Regions from separate parts of the Mus musculus genome. Here all the other regions are linked to region 2. Evidence: chromatin loops called from intact Hi-C (ENCODE). Cell type or tissue: heart. All regions are shown on one strand. Each heading gives the region's core, and the rest is flanking DNA. Links, peaks and the distances in the headings are about the cores only.

Region 1 (7,480 bases), core at 819-5,818, 61 kb after region 2:
TCAACAAAATCCCTTGTTGTCGACTTTTTTTTTTTTTGTGTGGAGCCAGGCTCAGTCTCCATGATAAAAGAAATTGCACTAAGTCTCTCAAAAGGGGTTTTCAAGTAGTCAGGAAACTCAATGGCTTCCTGTTTTTTTAAAGCAAAAAGAAAACAAAACAACCCCCCCCCCAACAACTCATCCCTACTCTTCTTACTGAGAAAGTGGAGTCCCTACAAGTAGAAAGCCTCCTCTAGAAACTTCTATGTACTTGACAATCAACATGGGAGAGGAATTTAAAAAGGATTCTGTGACCTGTTGAACTAAAAGGTTACAATTCCACTTGTCCTGAATGTAGTGACCTAGACAGACAGAGCCACCTTAAACAATGTTCTTAGTTTTCACTCCCAGTCTCTTTATTTCTTGGCAGACCATAGAACTACTCAAGTTTTTCCTTCCTGAATGCCCTCTGGGGCATTAAAAACTTGCTTCTTTCACAGAACTCCACAACATACAGGAGGTATACAGAACAAAGAACTTTTTAGCTTTTCAAAGCCACATACTTACATACCAGTCACATCTGAGAAGAATACCAGTGAGTTTGAACAAGACTGAATGTGACTCATGAAAGGTCGCAAGTAGAAAGGTTACCTTACGGAGGATGAACGCACGAACAAGGAAGAATAAAATTCCAGACATAATACCAGAAAGCAGCGGAGAGACGAACCACGACATCACTGGAATAGAATACAAAATGAAGTGTCAGGTCTGGAAAGTACGTTTTTGTTAACAAGACCCCGAAATGGTAGGTGCTCCATTTCTGATACTCTTCAACTTGCCCCTCCACTTCACTCCCACTCCACGACACACAGCAGCACACAACGAAAATAAAACCATTTAAAATTCAACATACCAATTTTTATCAGTTCAGACCACTTGACACCCTTCTGCCCATTTGCCACAAGGGAGAAACCAATGGTTGCACCGACAATACAATGGGTCCCAGAAATCGGAAGCTTCAAAAACGAAGCCACGAGCTGCCACACAGCAGAACCTGAAACAGAATTAATCAGATTTTGTCAGGTAGATGGCAAAACTGTTACATAAGCAGTGCGTCCTTGCGGAGAGAAGGTTCAAGACTGGAGCGAACATAAGGTATAACTACAACTTACCAAACATAGCACTGACGGAGCCAGCCATGAGCAGATCTTGAGTTTCGTTGTACAGCTCCACATCTATCAAGCCGTTCCGGATGGTTTCGCTCACTTTGGCCCCCAGCAAGGCGGAGCCCACAGTTTCGAAGATGCTAGCTAAGATGCAGGCTTGCTTCAGGGTCACTACACCTGAGCCTACAGCTGTACCGAACGAATTTGCTACATCATTGGCTCCCACGGAGAATGCCAAGACAAATGCAATGATGAAGCCCAGGATGAGCATCCATAGATTGTCATACTTCGGTGGAGCGGAAGCAGTAACAGCAGCTAGGGTACTAGTAATCGTTGCCACAGTAGATTCCATTCTCTAGTGTAGTGGTTCTTTAAATAATAAGAGAATTACTAAGCGGCTTTTGAGATGTGTAAACGGAATGAGGTATCAAAATGCTATAATAAATAGTATATATTATATAAAATTAAATACTGTAAACTACGGCACGGAAACCGAGCTGGGGAGTTACTGCTATACGCTGCTGCGTCTGGGCGTCTGTTGTCTGGGGTTTCTTTGGCTCTGGAGGGCTAAAAGCACGGAGCAGAATTCCATGGCGGATTAGAGAAAGGACGCAAGTTCATCCTGGGGGGACGAAGTGGAAGAAAATAACAATAGCGGCGCATCTCTGGGAAGAGGGCAGCCTGGGACTCCGCATAGTCCCCCCCCCCCCCGCCCGTCACTTATGTCTTCAGTCCCCCAAACGCTGTGCAAGGTGGGGCACAGGGCGATCTCTGTGCTCCCCCACCCCCCACCCCGTCCCGCCCCGCCCCGCCCCACGAGTTCTGTTCAGTCTCCGGCCGCTTGCCCGCGCGCGCCCTCCGTGGATGATCGGAAAAAAGACCATTCCCGCGCGCGCCTGCCGAGGACCGCCGAAAAGGCCCGCGGAAGGGCGCGGCGTGCGTGGGGAGGCGGGAGGAGGACAGCAGCGTAGCGGGGTCCTGCAGCCTGCATCCCACCCCCGCCAGCCAGCTCCCCACACCCGAGCCCACTCCAGAGAAGAAAGGACCTTTGCACCACCGGTGCCGCGCCGCCACTCACCAAAGGAAACTGAGGGCCGAACAGAGAGACCAGAAGAACGAGACTGAGGCAGGCTCGAGCCACGGTCGCACAACCCAGGACGGCAACACCGGGCACAGCACGGAGGGACTCTCTACCCACTCGTGAAGCAGCCGCGGGCGCCTCAGCAGGCGAGAGGTGAAAACACGCAACGCGCGCCGGCGGCCATCATATAGAGAGCATGCCGCCGGCTCCTATTTATAGCCGGTTCTGCGCCCCACGTGACCTGCCGAGCCTCGCGCCCGCCCGAGGTCCCGCCTCCGATGTGACGCAACCACAGGCTGGTCGGGCGCGCCTAGCCGGGTGAGCTGGGCAGCGGCGCTGATTGGCCTGGACGTCCCCGGGGCCCCGCCCCCAACGAGGAGCTGGTCCACGTGGGACTGGCTGGCCGCCTCCCTGCAGCCTCGCCCGGGTTATCCTGTCTGCGCTGGCCACGCCGGGTGGCTGCGGGCGGGGACTGTGGGGGAGTCTCGCCCAGACACGCGGGGACTGAGGCCGCCACCAAGGTCGTTCCGAGTTTCTCCCACGCGGGCCCGGGTCAGCTCGGTGGCGACGCGGAAGAGCGGGTGTGCTGAGACTTGCCCTTGGCCGGACCCGATCTGTACCTCGCCCGGAGAGGGTGGAGGGATCTCACGTGGCCACCTCGCTCCCGCAGTCACGCACTTGTGTGAAAACGGAAAGATTCGGGAGTCACGAGGATAGGCTTGCGTTCCCAGCTGTGGCACTGCGCTGAGGGAGAGCCATGGGTCATTAGTTTCCCGGCGCCGGACCTCCGTTTTAGGAGCCCCGGCTATGGCGCAGCGGGGAGGATGTTACTTTGGATTCGAATTCTTAACTCATATTTGCTGCAGTGTGTCACCTTGAACAAACCCTAGGTCTCCTCAAGCCGAGTGCTCTGGAACGAGAAATAATAGCAGAGTGAGAGAGACTGGAGGACGGGTTGGAATTGTGTGTAAAGCACAACAAAGATGCATTTCCTGTCAGCTCATCGGGGCTAGTGGCGACAGGCAGTACTAATTCAGGTATTCTGGTTACAAGTTCTTACCCAGTAAGGAGAATCATATTAGCTAAGATATAAGCATGTGACTGGAACTCAATAGATGTTCAGGAAATGAACCTTCATTTCCTCGTTACTTTTTTTTTTGAATGTGCCTGTTTTAGAATATAGGAAAAGGTTACAGAGGATGTCCTCATCCTGAAAGTTTTCCCATCCCCTTTTGAAATAAAGATTGCTTCCTGGTCCCCTACATGGTATAAGGTTGTAGTTCTGACAATGGATTAGTTCGTTTTATTGCCTAAGCTCAGAACTAACTAGTCACCACTCCTTGGGAGATTTAAGTTATGTGGGTTATAAAGAAACTTAAGAATTCCAGCCAGAAATACCCGGTTTAGAACGCTCTAAAACGCTCTCTGCTCTCCAAAGGTAGGGCAACGAATAGCAGAAACAAACATGTTGTAAATTATAACTTCACAGGAGTGTCCTGTGACCTATAATTTGGTAGACTCAGAATCTCGTATAGGTTATACAGGTCTATTGACCTCAAGGTCATGGCTGGAAAACAACCTTCATGTTCCAGGACACTGACCCCAGTGTGTAATTCTGGCATCTTCAAATGCAACACTCTTTGCCCTTACTTCTTTCCAAGGTCATAAAACATTGAATAAAAGGACTGGTTTGTTAAAAGGTTGTTAGTGTCCTGCCAATTAAAACAATTTTTGAAGTAATTATTTGTGAGGAAATTGCTCATGACTTTGCCCACTGTTTGGATGTGCTTTGCTTCAGTCTGTTGATGACCATGCTTTTGCCTCTTGAAATTGAGACAACCAAGGTGAGCAGCCATGGTGAATAAGGCCCATCCAGGTACAAGAGCAGAATCCAGAGCCAGGTTTGCCAGATGTGAAGGCATCACTGTGGTTCAGGGAGAGTATAGTATTTTGAGACTTGGCTTTATGCTACTTTAGTATCCATGTATTTTCAGGCAGAGACAGATTTCTCTGTCTCTAGAGAGTCCTTACTGTCTTGAAATCAAGGAGGGGGGATGTGATGGTTGGTCAGATGGTTTTAGATTGTCTTGTTTTTTGTTTGTCTTTTGTTTTTGTTTTTGTTTTTTGAGATAGGGTGTCACTGTGTAGCTGTCTGGTTGTCCGGGAACTTACTGTGTAAATCAGGCTAGCCTCGAAATCACAGAGATCCCCCTGCCTCTGCCTCCCAAGTGCTGGGATTAAATTCATGCACTTCTATACTTGGTTACCAGTTTTAATATTCAACTTGACCCACTCTAGAATCACCTAGGAAGAGAGTCTTGGTGAAGGCTTGTCTAGATAGGTCGGCCTGTGAGCAGGTCTGTAGTGGACTGTCTCAGTGTGGAACGCTGAAGTCTGAAAGTATGTGGCACCTTTTCCTGGTATCATAGTTAGGGTTTCTTTGCTATGGTGAAACACCATGACCAAAAAGGAAGCTGGGGAGGAAAGGCCTTATTTGGCTTATACTTCCATGTTGTTTTTCATCATTTAAGGAAGTCAGGAGAGGAACTCAAACAAGGACAGGAACCTGGAAGCAGGAGCTGATGCAGAGGTCATGGAGGTCTGCTGTTTACTGGCTTACTCAGCCAGTTGTCTTATAGAACCCAGACCACCAGCCCAGTGATGTCTCCACACACAATGGGCTGGGCCCTCCCCCATCAATCCCTAATTAAGAAAATTCTTTTTGGCCTACAGAGATGGCTCAGCGGTTAAGAGCACTGACTGCTCTTCCAGAGGTGCTGAGTTCAATTCCCAGCAAACACATAGTGGCTCACAACCATCTGTAATGGGACCCGATGCCCTCTTCTGGTGTGTCTGAAGACAGCGAAGTGTACTCCTGTACATAAAATAAATAAATAAATCTTTAAAAAATTTATTTTCTCAGTTGGGGTTCCCTCCTCTCAGATGATTCTGCACTGTGTCAAATTGACATAAAATTAGCCAGCATGCCTGGTTTTGGGTCCCTGGACTATACAAGAGTAAGGGGCTGAAGAGATGGCTCAGGTGTACTTGTTCTTACAGAGGCCCCGGGTTGATTCCCAGCACCCACATGATGGCTCGCAGTTGTCTATAACTCCAGTTCCAGGGGATCTAACACCCTCTTTTGACCTCTGCATGTACTAGGTATGCACATGGCGCACAGATATAACAGGCATACACATCAAATAAAAGTAAATGTTAGGAACTGGAGAAAGCTAACCTAGCACTAAGCATGCATGCATTTGCGTGAATCCAGTGTGACTAGTTCTAAGCATCTGTCAACTTGGCCTTTCCAACAGTAATGGTTGGAACCTGGAATTAATTGTAAGCTAAGACAAAGCCTTGCTTCCCCAAGTTGCTTCCTGACAGAGGATTTTATTACAGCAGAAGAATGGAACTGTGAGGAACCCTAACTACTACACAAAACGGCACTGGTTCCAGTACTCTTAAAGCTAGGGAAAGGAGTCAGAGAGCCTGAGAAGACTAATCCACGTTAAAACGGAGGCTGTGGTACAAATGTGCTCTCGGGTCTTAGGGAGCCTATTAATAAGTAGTTAGAAATAATTTGAAGCCAGACTGCTTGCTCTGTAGTTCTCTAGTCTCTTGACACAGTACAAATACCATCCTCCACCTGGTTACCTCAGCTCTAAAGAGAAAAGATGGAGAGTCCCCGTTTCACAGGGCTGTTGGAAGGAGTAAATGATCAGGCCGTGTAAGGCTCCCCTAAGGGTACTAGCATATCCAAACACTGGTTTTCTTTATTCAACAACTAGCTGAGAGCAGAGCCCCCACACCGCCTTCCTTTCTCCAGCCACCAAGACCAAGTTGTTTTAAACTTCTTGCTGCAGAAGAGTGACCAAGCAAATCGGCTGCTGCCAGAGGGGTAGTGGCAACAATGAGATACATGGAGTGTGAGTGTCCGTTTTTTTTTTTTTAATATTTCTTTTTATCTTTAAATATGTATATGTGGGTGGATATGTGCTCTTGAATGCCTGTGGTGTCTAGAGGCACCGAATACTCTTAGAACTGAAGTCACAGGCAGTTGTGAGCTGCCCAATATAGGTGCTAGGAATCAAACTCAGGTCCTCTAAGAACAGTATGAGCTCTTAACCACATTTACTTATTTGCAGTACCTGGGATAGAACCCAGGACTTCCATAGCTAGGCAAGCACTCTATTGCTAAGCCAAACTTCAACACCCTGCCCACAGTATCTTTATAAGTTAGTCACTGTCACAAAGCCATGAGTCTGGGACCCCCACCCCCACCCCACCTACTTTGACCTCCAGAGGGCAGAGCAAAACAGCCTGTCTGGCACAGCAGTACACAAAGCTAGGCTGTGTGCACCAAGACCTTCCAAGGCTACAGAATTGCAAACAAAAAGGAAACAATACCACACGTGGTTATTCTGAGCTCAGGGAGACTTAATAGTCAAGGAAATGCATCTGCAGCTACCATTCAGTACACATGAATGTACATCCTGGAAAAAGACTGTTGGGAAGAGAGGAAACCCAAGGGGACATGGGAACACTCACTGTGCAGCCAGAGGCAAGGGCAGTTGCCAAGGCTACCCAGAGGACATGAAGGGAACAGAGGAAGAGAACATCTCTGGAAGAGAAGGTACTCCTTCAGGAAGAACTAGCTTTACAGTCCTTTCCCTTTCCCCATGTAAACCATCAGGCCTGGCCACATGTGTCTTTCCCCAGATAAGTGGGAGAATTATAAAACCTGCAGTGTGCCTGCATGCTTACTTTGTGCCGGGCTCGCTCTGTTTCCTGTCCTGTGCACATGTGCCATGTAAAACACTGTAAGGACTTTCATCTTATTTTACATAGGAACTAAGGCACAGAGCATGAAGTACTTTATCCCCAGAATGCCAGGAAGCCCAGAGGCAAGTCAGGTAGATTTGGCTGCTAACTCTTATTTCCACTTGATGCATTTATCTCTCTTCTACTAGGCTCTTTCATTTACAGCCCGTATTTCAAGCTTTCTCAAGCCTTATTGGAACAGGAAAGAGCTATCTCCAAGATTGGCCCCAGTGGTCCTAGAGTAAGAAGAGGCAGGAAACCAGTGGCGCATGCTCACTCTAGAATAAAGTTGTGCCTTGACCTTGCCTTGGAGTTGCTGAAAACCCTGTTCTCTTTCAGTCTTCCTGGAAAAGAAAACCTGTCTTGCAAGGTGAAAACTTGCTGTGGGGCTGGGGCAATGGCTTAGTGGCTAAGGGCACTTGCTATACAA
Region 2 (7,480 bases), core at 1,474-6,473:
GTCTGGAGCAGGAGATGGACCATGTCTAGCCAGCCCATGTCTAGGACCGAGTCAGTTGTGAAAAGACAGGCAAAGCACAGATTCAAGATTAAGTCTGCCCTGGGTACCCCGAGCAGGGCTACTTTACAGTTCCTTCCTGCTCTACACCAACCCAAGGCCAAGCAGGAGACGCTCGGGCACGGTATACACACACTCCATCTGCTCACCCCCAGCAGAAGAGGACCTGACAGGACATTATAGCAAGCAAGCCCCACAAGTGTCAGAGCAGAAATAAGGTCCCTCGTGACAGCAGGGGTCTCAGCTCTAAGGTCAAAAGGTCCTCCTCCTTGGCCACTGGCATCTAAAGACTCCCACTCAGGAGTCCTTTTTAGTAACCATTGAAAAAGTCCTACCCTCTCCTGCAGAGCACAGCAGATGGGTTGGGATGATGGACCAACCAACAGCTATCTATCTGTAAAGGGTGCTTACAGGACGCCAACAGTCAGCTGGTGAGCAGATCCCGTGGTGGCGCTGAAGACCCGAATGTCCCTAATTTTGAAAGCAAAATCCCAAGACTAACCTGAATTGGAATTCATAAACAATGTCATTATCTCCATAATTTTAACAATCAATATAATTCCCTAATCAAAATCAAACAGGGGAATTAAATAAAGATACAAGCAATTTATAGGTGTATGTATTTCTACATAACTATGTATTTCTGTACTTGGAAACAAAGAGTCTCTGTGAATTTCCCAGTGCCTCTGTGTGGGTCACTACTGCTCTCCCCCATAGTAGCCACAAGCCACAGAGCTTCTCAGCCACAATGACATGGCTCCTCCCAGCTCTGCTACAAAAAGCAGAGACTGCTTCATCCCAGTCACTCACGTTCTGACTGTAGGGGAGGAATCAGGAGGCAGGGTCCAGGCTAGCCCATTCTTACTCCACAAGCAAGTCATGAGGCTTCTGTTGGGATGAACACGGATGTAGATGAACCCCCGTGGCTTCTGAGATATGCAGTCTCCCCCCCCACAGTGCTTGGCCACATATGCTGTAGAAGGAGCCCACAGAGTGCACAGAGCAAGGAAGCCTCTGGCAGCTTCATTTCCTCAAAATCCCCAGGTCAAGAGGTCAAATTTCTTTCTTTCATTGTTCCCCTTGTCACTGAGACCTGTCTTTCCTTCCCTTGCCGTATGTAATGACGCCTAACAAATGTCCTGGGCAACTCAGCCTTGCCAAGAGCTCTCTACCACTGCCCATCAAAGACAGTGTAAGCGACACAGCATGTCCTTGCAGCCCTGGGAATACTCAATAATCAGTCCCCTCCTGAACATCTGGGGTATGGGAGAATGGTGGGGAGAAGCAGGCATCTGGGAAAACCCCCAAATCTACTTTGCAGTCCAGACCCTTAACCTAGGTTTCTATCTTAGGATAAAATCAGGGATGGACCAACAAACTCCAGGAAGCCACCCATGGATTGTCCCCATGGACCCTTCCCTGTGTGGTCACAACCATCCTGCCTCCCTGGGCTTAACCCAGAAGTATCCTAGGGTCTCCCAGAGGAAAACCAGCCACAGCCTCTTACAAATCATCTCCTGCCCGGTCCCCAGAAGCCACTGGATGCTTGATAAGCGAGGGCTGTGCTCCCTCCCTTACTATAGGCATTGCTTCCAGACAGCAGGATCGCACTCTAAAGCAGAGGGTAAGGTAGGACATGAGGAGGAGTGTCATCCATGGTAGCACCTTTTCTACACAGTCCTAACTCCTGCTTTTTGTTCTTGTGTTTGCTTTTAAGAGTCGGGAGCAAGCATCTGGAAGATTTCGACCCCACGGTGTCCAGAAGTCGGTTAATGGGCCTGAGGACCTTGCAAAGTCCTGAGCGGGTAGAGTACCAGTGAGTCCCGCTTGGGTAGAGAGTCAGAGCTGCTTAGAGAGACGAGGCAGAGACTCGCTACCAGCTCAGGGACTGCTCGAAATAGCGAGCTGAGTGCGAAGTGAGGAAGGTGAGGTAGGTGGTGGTTTGGAGGTCTGCAGAGTGCACCAGCTGGCTGGAGAAGAGGGTCTGGAGGAAGCCACAGTGGAAGGCTGCCCCTGATGATGTAGCACAGGTCCAGCTCCTGGACTACCCTCTGGCCAGAGTGAAACATGATGAATACAGATTCCTGCCCAGCGCAGGAGGAGTTGGAAGCCAGAGGGGGAAGGATGGAGAGGGCACACCCATGGGCTGTGTGTGCACCTGCATGGGAGGACAGGCTTCTGAGTCTGTGGGTTAGGAGGGAAGGCCTAAGGGAGGTGCAGGGTGAGTGTGACCCCCCCAAGAGGCTTCAATGGGGGTCACTAGAGAAGTCTGATCCAAAAACAGGTCCTCCTGTGCCCCTGAGCATGCTCCCTGAGGGTGACCCCTTGATGGGGAAAAGCCAGGCAGTCCTGCCAGTGTCCAAACCCTCTGGGGACTGAGGCTCATATCCACCTGCGGGAAAGAAGCTGCCTCTTTTAAAACCACAGGATGCATACGAGTAGTTTGGGTATTTGGGGTTGGTTGACTGGTTGATGGGTTGTTTTGTTTCTTTGGGGTATTTTCTTTGAAACAGGATCTTCATTATGTAGCCCAGGCTAGCTTAGAACTTGCCATTCTCCTGCCTCAGCACTCTGTGATAGGATCCTAGGATGTCCCTCATAACCAGGGCACATCCTATAGTTTTTATTTTCAGTGCTGGGCTAGTACCCAGGACCTCATGCATGCTAGACAAGCTCGTGTATGGAACTTTAGAGATAGTATACCTCTCCACTTTGCCCAGGCTCTGCTCCTGCCTTCCCTCGGTGTGACCTGACTGGCTCAAAAGAGTGATCAGCGCAGCCATGGCTGAACACAGCAGAGGACTAGGCGAGGACTAGGCCCATGCGCCCAGCCCTACAGTCGCTGCCCTGGACTCCTCCCAGTCCTGTTTTCAAACTGGAGAGCTGGCTCCAGACAGTTTTCCTGTCTCTAGACTTCAACCTCCTCACCTGTAAAAATCTGAGATCCTGCCAGCCGACATGACCAGGCCAAAGGACCACTCAGATGGCTACATGCTAGTCGCCTTAAGCTTTATAAGTCTCTGCCCAGATCCAGCTGAGCCTAAGATTGCCATATTTCTCTGTAACTCTCAACCTCAATGGTCTGTGGGAATCTCCCAGGTTTTCTGTTCAGTATGCCACAGGGAATGTTTTCTTTTCTTTTTCCCCAAGACCCATCAGGTCACTGACCCAGAATCCCATCTTCTCAGGCTTCTTCTCCGTTGACCCCAGACATCCATGACAGCTGCATGAGGCCCAGTCCAGCAGTCAGGCATGGCATGTCTGGAGAGTGTTCATGGTGAGGACTGAGGTGCCAGAGAGAGGCCAAGTCCCAGAAACAGAATTGATGGCAATCCTTCCACTAAAGCATGTTACTGTCATTTAGTAGAATAGCCAGCAGAGGGCACTGTAGGACAAGGTCAGGAGGCACTTAGACAAAGCTGGGGAAAATCAAATGGTTGGGCACAAATGGAGACAAATTAGATCTAGACAGGCTAGGGAAGTCTCGCTCGTCTCCTCTCTGGTTTACCCCTCCTCACCTGCCACATAGCACTTAACATCTCTTTTTTAGTGGAGTTGATGGCTTGTAGCCCATAACAGCTCCAATGTCCCTCTTCCAAAGATAGCACCATGAACCTTCCTCAGACCCATATGGGAAGGCGACACAGAACATTAGGGGATACAGCACATGGGGAGTGGGAGCCAGAGGAGGAGGGGAGGGACGGGACACCCATGGGCTGTGTGTGCGCCTGTGTCTGTGCCCAGTAGGAGGGGAGGAAAGGCTTTGGGGAAGCCTAGCGTGAGGGTGACCCCCCAAGAGGCTTCAGTGGGGTCTCTAGGGGAGTCTGGTCCAAATCAAACCCTCTTGCTTTCTGTGTGCCAGGGCCCCAGTCCTCACTCCTCATCCTGATTCCCCCCAGGAAAGTTCACACTCTTGTACAGATGTGCCAGGTGTGTGTGTAGCTTCTCCGGATGCTTAGACTACTCTGGAGAACAGGGTCAGGAGACAGCAGTGGTGAGTAACATTGGGTTCCCCACTGTCCCTGGCCACTTTTGTCTGTCAGCCCCCAACCAGAGGACTCTGAACCCCAGCCACTCCCTTAGGTCAGATTAAGACTAAACCCAGAACAAAGAGGATACACATGGGCTGTGTGTGACAGAGGCAGCCAGAGAGTCAGGTGGCCAACCTTCCATAAGTCACGAGTCAATGACTCAGACCCAACAGAGCTAACAGCACACCTGAGGTTGTTTGAGCTCAAAGCAAACAAGTTCCGCTCTCTCATGGATGAGAAAGTGTGCCTTCCACACACTAATTTCTCAGGGCAGGTGGGGAGGGTGGGAGAGGAAGCCCACTATGGGAATCACTTGAGGACCTCAAGTTAGAAAATGGGGACCTTAGTCCCAGCTTGATCCCTATCACCTGTGTGATTTTGGACAAACTTCTTAACTTTTTACATCTCTGCCTCCTTGTGTAGAAAAAACAGATCTCCATATGTCACATAGTAGCTGAGATTCCCTTCCAGAAGACAGAAACATGGCAACCCTCCTGGCTCATCCTTCTCTTTCTCCCAGATGCTCAGCTCCTGGGACAGCTCGGGAACTCCCAAGCAAGTCCTCCAGTCCTGCTACTTCTTAAGTTTGGCAATATTCCCAAATTTGAGGTCTCTAGTATAAAGAATGCCTACACACACACACACACACACACACACACACACACACACACACACACACACGAGACAAACTCTGAGAAACTCACATACCTTGTCTGATGAGTCTACCTCAACAAAGAATGACTGAATACTGGCTCACCGTTCTGCCCCAGGGTGGAAGCCATGGGGTGTTGATGGCATAGGCAGTAGCTGGAGCTGGCACCTCTGGAATTGACAGCACAGGGATGGTGGGGACCAGTGTATTTACCCACATGGAGCTTTCTGGAGTCCTGGAGGGGCTGAGAGAGCCCTGAGCCAAGAGAACCATGCCATCCCTGGTCAGGGAGGGTGGGGAGGTCTATGTGGTAAGACTAGTGTGGCAGTGATGAGGAAGGGTCACCAGGCCCAAAAGTAGATCCCTGTCTCCAGGGACAGGCAAGCTAGTAGAGCCAGCAGCAGCCATAGGTAAGGTAAAATCTAGGGTCAGGGAGCCTCCCATCCATGAAACACAGGACATCAACAACTGCCCTTACTATGTCCACCTGCCTCAGGACTGTCTCTTCTGAAAGAAAGAGGAAAGAAAGAAAGAGGGAAAGGAGGAAGGGAAGGAGGAAGGAAGGAAGGAAGGAAGGAAGGAAGGAAGGAAGGAAGGAAGGAAGGAAGGCAGGCAGGCAGGGAAGGGAAGGAAGAGGGGCTTTTGTGTGTTTACCACAATCAGGGCAAAGTAGGACCTCCAAATTGTGGGCCTCTACCTGTGGGGCAGGGTGCAGAAATGTGGAAGTATACATGGGCATACAGTCCAAGAAGTGAGCTGGCTGCTGCCTGCCTACCTAGTGAGAGTCTAGTGAGACATCCCTGGGCCAAGGAACCAGGATGTTTCTATCCACAGCACCCCCAGCCAAGCCAGACAGTAAATGACCAATGGTAATTGGGGGAGTGGGGGAGGGGTCCCTTCATGTGAACTCTCAGGCAAGCCTCCAGAGCTACACACAGTGAAGAGCCCCAAGGACATGGAACAGGACCACCGTCACCACCCACCCTGTCCTTTGATCTCCTGGACCTGCCAGTCACTTAGCTTACCCACCCCATGCCCCCAAGTCCCCCTCAAATACATTACTGTCTCTTAACAGGAGGATGTAAGTGGTCCGGCCCCATCCACTCAGAGACTCCAGGGAGGCTTTCCCACAAGAAATGACGATTCATAGACCTCTTCCTCAGACAAAGCTTGGACCAGGAGAGGCCAGCCCTCCTGCTCTTTCCACATACACACCCCTGTACCCTGGCTCCTCAAACTCGAGACAGCAAGCAAGTAAGTTGTGATGGCCTGGGAGGGACAGGGATCTAGGGTCATGGCTATGCTAGGCCGGAGGGCATCCAGCCTCCCTCCGCCTTCACTACATCATCCCCTATTCTGGGCCCTCGGGCACAAGATGGTAGGAAAATTGGAGTTGAAAGACCAAGAAATTAGAACCCAAGATGCAGGGTGATGGGGGTAAAAAGGCCTTTGTTCCTCCCCTCTGAGTGTCTCAGGGTCCCCTGGGGCCATAAAGGAAACCAGGGCCCCTCCCTTCTGTGCACACACTCAAACGTCAGTACAGCTGTAGTTTGTTGGCCCAAAGCACTTTCCCAACTACATCCATCTTACCCAGCAAGATGGGGATGCCTGCCTAAGGCAAGGTACTGATTTCCCAACCTCCCAGCTCTGGGCCTCCCAGGGGTCTGCTAACTTGTCTTTCATGGCTTTCAAGCCCTGGGTGTCACCTACAACCTAGGTTCCATAGAAGAAAGCCAGAGGTCTGTGTAAGCCTTGAGGGAGATGAACAGGGAGGGGCCTGGCTGCCTGCTACCTGGGAAACAGGGATGAGCCAATCAGAATCTGTGATCTATGGCCACTCATATCTTTCTCCACATATTTCTCCAAGTCCTTCAAAGTGTTTCTTTAAGACAGCCCTGCAGAAGACAGTATATTGTCCTGCATGTACGTAAGCGTGCACACATATACCTGCATGCATACCCACATGCCTGCATGTTTATGTCCAAGGCATGGGTGTTGGGTGTTGGCCTAGAAAGCATGGACCAAAATCCTCAGCAGAAAATGGGGTAAGGTCTATGGTGACTGGAGGTCTGTGGTTTGCTCAGGAACACCAACAGACAGATCAGGGATCCTGGGATTCCAGCCCCTCGCTGACAGATGGACATGACATCAGCTGCATCTTGGAAGAGGCTTCAAAAGGACACAAAGAGGTTCCCGTGATGATAGCCAGTATCACACCAAAACAGAGTCAACAGCTGAGGGGGGGTGGAAGTGTCCACCAGCCCTGAGGAGAGCCTCATGGCCTGGAGTGGGTTGAAACAAGTAGAACTCTGGTGTGGCCTTAAAGACTGATGGTCTCCAGATGCGGTAGTTCTCTAATTATACTGAATGTGAGGATAATTTCTAAAAAGTCCTAAAAACTTTCTTGCTCATTCTGAGTGCTAAAAGCTGCTGGCTTAAGCAAGTAACACCTGTAGCCTAACAGCAGGGGGGGTTCAGTAATGTGGCCTTTATTCTATCTCAGCAGGAACTGTGTGGCTCTAACTTTCAGCCTGCTAGTTGAAGTCGCAGGAAGAAAAAGAAACACTTTGAAAAGTGAATGTAGCATTTATTTCTAAGTTGTAAAAAGTTTCCTAGGGGGCTGGTGAGATGGCTCAGCGTGTAAGAGCACCCGACTGATCTTCTGAAGGTCCTGAGTTCAAGTCCCAGCAACCACGTGGTGGCTCACAACCATCCATAAGGCGATCTGACTCCCTCTTCT
Region 3 (7,480 bases), core at 819-5,818, 83 kb after region 2:
CCGAGCGCCCTCTGCTCTCAGTGAGTTCTGCTCTTTGTTTCCCCTCATCTTTTTCCCTGTCTGAATCCAACCCACAGGGATTAGCTCAGTTTTCTTATCTTCTAGGAAGCCAATCCACAAAGAACACTCAAAATGCCTAAAATCTCCTTATGGCACTTAAATGTTTATGGGTAATAAAAGGAATCACTCCTCTCCTTATGTGTGACCTTGTGATGTTTGTCTCTGAGTTTATAGACTCCTGGAACCCGGGGACACTTAACTCTCTCTGTGCCTGTCCCAGAGCTGAATATACAATAGGCTCTCAGAGCTGAGTTCTAACATCAACCTGATTGAAAAACCTGGCTTCAATGGTTTTTGGTTTTTGTTATTTATTTATTTACATGCCAAATGCTGCCCCTTTCCTGGTGCCCCCCCAGAGACCCTCCCCCATACCCTTCTCTTCTGAGAGGGCCCCCCTGCCCCGCCCCAACCCCGCCAGGGTATTTCCCCAACCCTGAGGCATCAAGTCTCTGCCAGATTAGGAGCATCTCCCACAGAGGCCTAGAGCACTTTTAAATCACCCATCCCAGGCCTTGTCAAAGTAGCCATGACTAAAGGAAATCACAGAGATTAAATGAATTGTTTAATTAATTGCTTCATGCGTCATAAAAGTTTGATTGCTTTAACTATAAAGAGGCAAGATGGAGGTCAAAGGGCATTATCTTTTAATTTGTTTATTTCTGTTTTTCATTTGATTTTAGGGTTCTCCATATTCTTCCAAATTTTACTCTCAGTTTTAATTTTGCAGTGGCTCCTAAATGTCATGTCAGAACAAAAGGCTCTGTCTAGAAGTCCTGTTCCCACTCCATCTGCTTTATCCCTCCTGTCCTGTCTCTGCCATGCCCTACAGCAGGTAGCTAAGCTCATTAGTCTCTGCTTTTTTTTTTTTTTTTAATTTCTATTTTTGTTCCTTTTTTCTTGAACAAATAGGTACCTGTTCTTACTTCTTCCCCTAGAGGGTATTCTTGAGGTAATTTCTTTCACGACTGCCTCACCACCACAACTACCACCTCCTCCTTCTAGTCCTTGTCCTCCCACTCTGCCACCCCCCTCCTCTGGTGTCTGCTGGCTGGGAGGATCAGGACCAGCGACAGCCCATGACAAAGGGATTTGTTTTGTGTTAATCCTCACTGGAGTTAGTCATAGTGACAAGGAAATAACATTCTTCCCAGGGCTAGCTTCATTTCAAATCCTGGCCAGAGACCTAAAGAGACCTACGTAGCCTTGTGAGGGGTTACGTAGCCACAGCCTAGTCCCTGCAACTGAGGAGGCAAAGAAGTATCCACAACCAAGCTTCTGCCTTGCTCATCCTCCTAGAGGAGGACACAATGCTAGTGTACACTGGCGTCCTAAAAACCACTTGTAAGACCTTTTCAGGCTCATGCAGCGTCCAGGAGTCCTGCACACGTTGCAGGAAAACCACGCTCTGCATCTGTGCTGGCTAGTTTCACGTCAACTTGACACAAGCTAAAGTCAACCGAAAGGGAGGAACCTCAATAAAGAAAATACCCACACGCCTTTAATCCCAGATTGGGCTGTAGGCATACCCGTGGGGAATTTTCTTAACTAGTGATTGATGTGGGAGGTCCCAGCCCATTGTGTGTGTGTGTGTGGGGGGGGGGTCCTGTGTTACATAAGAAAGCTGGCTGAGCAAGCCATGATGAGCAAGCCTGCAAGCAGCACCCCTTTATGCATCAGCCCCTGCCTCCAAGTTCCTGCCCTGCATGCGTGCCTCCCTTTCCCACTTTTGATGTGAGCTGTTCTAGAGAACTAAGAATGAAACAAACCCTTTCTTCCCAAGTTGCTTTTGTTCACGGTGTTTCTTCACAGTTATAGGAACCCCAGCTAAAGCAATGCCTATACCTTTTTAAAAACATGAACTTTAAGAATTGAAGACTGGGGCTGGAGAGATGGCTCAGCAGTTAAGAGCACTGACTGCTCTTCCGAAGGTCCTGAGTTCAAATCCCAGCAACCACATGGTGGCTCACAACCATTCATAATTGAGATCTGACGCCCTCTGCTGGTGTGTCTGAAGACAGCTACAGTGTACTTACATATAATAATAAATTAATCTTTGGGCCAGAGCAAGCAGGGCTAGAGTGAGCGGAGGTCCTGAAGTTCAATTCCCAGCAACCACATGATAGCTCACAACCATCTGTACAGCTACAGTGTACTCATATACATACAATAAATAAATCTTTGAAGAAAAAAAAATTGAAGACTGGCAATCCTCTGGACCCATAAGATCCCATTTCAAGGCGAATATAATATGTCTGAGTAAGTTAGTTTAAGTTATAGAGAGATGGCTGAAGGAGTGGAGTGCCTCTGACAGGAGTGTCCATTGGAAAAAGTGGGAGTGGGAGGACTCTTGCCTTGGAGTCAGGCTGTCCACAGTGGGTTCAGAGGCTGTGACTCACTGAGGAAAAGGAGTGCCCTGGGCCCTAGGGGAGGCTGCTTTCTCCAAACAAGCTGTCTTTGGCTAAGGAAGGAAATGAGGTAATCTCGGATTAATCAGCAGCCACCAGCCTGACAGATCTGAAAGTTCAACCATGTCCAGCTACTTCTGCTTATATTCACCTTTTTCCTCCAGGGTACCACGACATTAACATGCCAGGTTCTAGTAAGAGAGGGCATAGAACCCCTCCTTGGGTAGGCAGCAGCTCTTCCTCTCTGGACCTTTAACTTTCTCTTCTATTAAATCAGGAAGTAATTGATCACCAATGATGCAACTCAACCCATGGTCATCTTTCTCTCTCTCTCTCTCTCTCTTTCTTTCTTTCTTTCTTTCTTTCTTTCTTTCTTTCTTTCTTTCCTTCCTTCCTCCCTCCCTCCCTCCCTCCCTCCCTTCCTTCCTTCCTTCCTCCCCCCTCTCTCTTTCTTAAATAAAAATTGTTGATACAATATATTTTGATCGTATTCTTTCCCATCCCAACTCCTCCAAAATCCTCCCCAATTTTAAAAAATAATTTTGTAGGTGTTTTGCCTATAGGTATGTCTATGTACCTGGTGTGTGCCTAGTGTTCCAGAGGGCCAGAAGAAGGTATCAGATGCCCAGAGACTGGTGTTACAGATGGTTGTAAGCCACCATGTGGATTCTGGGTAACCAAACCAGGGTCCTCTGGGAAAGCAGCCAATACTCTTAACCATTGATCCATCCCTCAAGCTACCTCCTCCTCCTCCTCCTCCTCCTCCTCTTCCCCCTCCTCCACCCCAGCCAAATTTCTTGTTAGAAAAACAATAGAATTGAGCTGTTTTTTCACAAGGCTCACCTCCCTCCTTCAACATAGCTGCCATCATCTTCCTAAAACAGCTTCACCAGTTAGGCTCCCCACCTGCCCTTGAAGCTATTTGACATGCCAACTTCTAGACTTACTGCAACCAACCTTCCACCTCCAAGACTCTAAGAATCTATGCCTCAGAGAAACAGAATCTGAAAGTGAGTGGGAATAGAGAGCAGCCGGCACAGGGAGGAGCCTTTAACCCAGGATCCTAGATGGGGAGTGTGGCGGGATGCCAGGCTTGGGGAGAACTCAAAACAACCTTTTTACACAGTGTCCTTGTGCGTCCTGTTTCTCTAGTGACGCTGCTGCCAGCAGTGGGCACCACGTTCAAGCTCCCATGGGCAGTGAGGGGGCAAGGTACCCATCTGCCTTGTTGGCTAACCAGTGACTGGGGAAAGTGGTGCCTGAGTTCAGACTGCCCTCTGCTGGGATGTTCTAAGTCAAGGCACCCGATGGAGCACTGACTGCATCCGGTCATCTCCCAAGGAGTACCTGGACCTCCTCTCCTTATGCTGTTAGTATCTGCTTTAGGGTGAGGCTTCAGATCCAGGCCTGCAGGCCACGTGACAAGATGCTTAGTCGATGGGGAACCTTCACGAAGTCTGGCTCAGGTGTCACACAGAATCATACAACTGCGGAATCTTTTTTTTTTTTTTTTTTTTTTTTTTTTGGTGGAGAGGGGTTTATATTTTTATTAGGCCTGCTTCTTTCACTTGTGCTGGTTGGTTTTGGCAAACTGTAGTCATTTGGCAAAAGGGAAATCCAGTTAAGAAAAATTCCTCCATCTAGGTTGACGTGAGCGAGTGCTCCCTTGGGCAGATGGTCTTAAGGTGTATCAGAAAGTAGGCGGAAGAAGGCCTGAGAAGCAAGGCAGGAGGCAGGATTCCTCCATGGCTTCTGCTTCCATTCCTGTCTCCAGACTCCTGCCCTGAGGTCTCTTACTGATGCAGTGTGACCTGACAGTTGTAAGATAAGATTAACTCTTTCTCCCCTAAGTAAATTTTGGTCATGGAGTTCACTGCAGCATAGAAATTCTAATACATGTGCTTTCCTATTCAGTAGTAAGTGTGACAGTTCATCTTCACTGGCAAATAAGATTTAAACTCAGCATGGAATCACACCTCTGGGTGTGTTTGTGAGGGTGTTTCTAGGGAAGTTTAACAGAGCGCGATAGACTCACACTGAAAGTGAGAGGCACCATCCTGTGGAGTGGGGTCCTACACTGAATATAACGGAGAAAATGAAGACAGCAAAGTTGGCGCCAGCATTCCAGCCGTGGCTGTGTAGGTAACTTCAAGTTCAAGGCTGAAAATCCCAGCCAGGACACAAAACCGGGCAGGATTCTCATCACCTGCAGGCAGGAGAGCACAGAGAAAGGGTCAGGAATTGGCAAGCAGGCTTATACATATTCATATGGGGGAACGGCACTTTCAGAAGGGTCCATTCCAGCGCATGCTCAGTTTAAGATACATAGATTTGCGCCTGCTTGGTTAGGACTATAATTCGGGAAGAGCCTGGAGCTGAAAGGCATTCCTCCCCGCCCCCCGCCCCCCAGGCATTGTGGAGATGCTCAGTGGGAACTGGCACTTTCTGGTCACTTCCGGCTTCCAGCATCACTTGTCATCCACCATGGTGTGCTAGAAAAGAGGACTCCAAAGCAGAACTGGTTTTTATTTCCCCACCCAGCTTATTTTAAGGCATTCTTTTTTGGGGGTCAAGGGGGCGGTTCGAGACAGGGTTTTTTTTGTTTTTTGGTTTTTTTTTTTGGTTTTTTTGAGACAGGGTTTCTCTGTGTAGCCCTGGCTGTCCTGGAACTCACTCTGTAGACCAGGCTGGCCTCGAACTCAGAAATCTGCCTGCCTCTGCCTCCCAAGTGCTGGGATTAAAGGTGTGCTCCACCACGCCCAGCACGCCCGGCTATTTTAAGGCATTCTTTAGTATACTCTTCAACCACATCTCAGACACGTCCCACCTTATGCCTATGTCTTGTCTTCTTGCTCTTACTCTTTCTGTTCCTCTTTTTGTTTTGTTTGTTTTTTTTCCTAGACAGGGTCTCACTTTGTAGCCCTGGATGACCTGGAACTCTATATGTAGGTTAGGCTGGCCTGGAACTCACAGAGATCCATCTGCCTCTGCCTCCTTAATGCTGGGATTCAAGATATTAAAGCTTCTTTTTACTTTTAATTTGTTTTAATGATTTATTTATTTTTATTTCCTATGCATTAGTATTCTGCCTGTTTGTATTTCTGTATGAGGGTGTCAGATCCCGTGGAACTGGAAGAGCAGCAGCCAGTGCTCTTAACCTCTGAGCCATCTCTCTGGTTCCCCTTGTTTTAGATCTGAATTATAACCTTCCATCGCTTTAAAAGTTACTAAAATCTGTGGACCCTAACAGAGTCCCAGGCAACTTTCCCTCCCTAGCTGCTTTCCCAACCTCGATATATTTACTTATATCTCTCCTCACCCACTCCATTTCTTTCCCCATCCTAATCTTATTAGGTAAAGTCAAAGTAGGTACCACACTATCCTTTGTAGGTTACCCTCCAGCAGTTATTAAAGTTATAGGACCACTGTTGTTAGTTGGCTGGCATGACACTTGCACGGTAGTGGCTCTCCCTGTAATGTCACACTGAAGGAAGAATCCAGAGCTTCCACCAGGACCTCTGAGTTCCAGCACTGAGAAACTGTTTTCTGAACTGTATACTCAGCTCTACCACATCCAGACCACACAGGAACATTGCAAATACTTCAACTGAGAAAATAAAACTGATTAAAAATTAAACCAAGGGGGCTGGCGAGATGGCTCAGTGGGTAAGAGCACTGACTGCTCTTCTGAAGGTCCTGAGTTCAAATCCCAGCAACCACATGGTGGCTCACAACCACCCATAATGAGATCTGACACTCCCTTCTGGTGCATCTGAAGTCAGCTACAGTGTACTTATGTATAATAATAATAATTTATTTTAAAAATTAAACCAACCTGGCGTGGTGGCTCACGCCTTTAATCCCAGCACTCGGGAGGCAGAGGCAGGTGGATTTCTGAGTTCGAGGCCAGCCTGGTCTACGGAGTGAGTTCCAAGACAGCCAGGACTATACAGGGAAACCCTGTCTCAAACAAACAAACAAACAAACAAAAATTAAACCAAGCAAAGAAATAACACCACATGCACAAATCCCAACCCAGTAACATAAGAAATACACACACACACACACACACACACACACACACACACACACATACACACACACACAAAACAACAAAACTCTTCCCAAAAAGCCCACTGCTCCTATAGTACCGGTGTATAATAAGGGTGAGTTAGATGAAATCCCAGATTGTGGACTCAAGATTCTAAGTGTGTTCAAGGAAATCAAAGAGCGTAAGCTCCTGGCTGAGAACACAAACAGACAAATGAAGTAAGAAAAGTGCTGCAAGACAGGAGAGAAATTCAACAAAGAGATGGAAACACTGAGGAAAAGCCACCCTGAAATAATAGACATAGAGGACATAGTAAGTCAACGAAAAATCTCTGCGGAAGTCTCATCAATAGGACCAACTGACAGAACGCTGGAGCCTTTAAGCACGGTGACAGAAATGGAACAAACAAGGACGATGATAAACAATAAGAAGGTGTGAATGAGATTTCCAAGTTACATGTAGCACCATGAAAAGACCAAGCCTACTGATAACAACAGGGGTAGAGGAAGGAAAACAGTGTCTTTCCAAAGGCATAGAAAACATGTTTTTTTCTCTTTTAATAAGGGGTTTTACTCAAAAGGGTAGCTTTGAAAATCTCTAGCTTGTTGTGAACCAGAAAGCCAGGGGCCACCTCATCCTGACACCACTGGAGTCAGTGTACCTCTGAAACAAAGCCACTGTGAAAAACGAGGAGGACTCGAGTCCTACTTTGATTTAAGGAAAAGGACAAGTTTTTAATACAGCAAAACAGAACACAAAAAGTAAACAAATCCTTAGAAATCACTAGATATATGTGTGTGTTTATATAATTAGGATCATCATCAACATTTTAAGCCATTAAAAATCAGGTTGCCACCTCACCTTTTCTTTTGGTACTGGGGATATTCTTATTAAGAAATCCAGCCTCTATTTCAATGGCCTAGCCCAGCTTTCTCTCCACTGTGCCTCATCTCCACCATCCACT

The links. A loop is a pair of places that touch in the nucleus more often than their neighbours do. Peaks named below come from ENCODE experiments on the same cell type or tissue, not always from the same donor. Only the 100,000 strongest peaks of a DNase experiment are listed, where the experiment ranks them.
Region 1: a loop joins it to region 2, with 3.0 times the contacts of the local background. A loop is called at or near these places in 6 of 42 quality-filtered maps.
Region 3: a loop joins it to region 2, with 7 times the contacts of the local background. A loop is called at or near these places in 35 of 42 quality-filtered maps.

The regions. Positions count from the first base shown.
Region 1 is chr2:129,193,736-129,201,215 of GRCm38, reverse strand. It overlaps Slc20a1 (solute carrier family 20, member 1), which reads right to left and starts at 2,443. Exons shown (of 11, transcript NM_015747.2): 1 at 2,224-2,443; 2 at 1,152-1,767; 3 at 893-1,033; 4 at 631-716. The coding sequence starts at 1,497. In heart, for the core only: CTCF peaks have their summits at 1,795, 2,046 and 3,241; a DNase peak (open chromatin) is centred at 2,505; H3K4me3 peaks cover 2,756 bases; H3K27ac peaks cover 2,716 bases.
Region 2 is chr2:129,254,939-129,262,418 of GRCm38, reverse strand. No RefSeq gene overlaps it. Among named protein-coding and RNA genes, the nearest start is that of Ckap2l, 39 kb to the left of the region's middle. In heart, for the core only: a CTCF peak has its summit at 3,433 (motif pointing right); no DNase peak of the experiment used is centred there; H3K27ac peaks cover 2,165 bases.
Region 3 is chr2:129,170,866-129,178,345 of GRCm38, reverse strand. AI847159 (expressed sequence AI847159) reads left to right here. Exons shown (of 3, transcript NR_045264.1): 3 at 1-198. It also overlaps the pseudogene Gm14026. Among named protein-coding and RNA genes, the nearest start is that of AI847159, 6.1 kb to the left of the region's middle. In heart, for the core only: CTCF peaks have their summits at 2,058 (motif pointing left) and 3,740 (motif pointing left); DNase peaks (open chromatin) are centred at 2,495 and 3,745; H3K4me3 peaks cover 309 bases.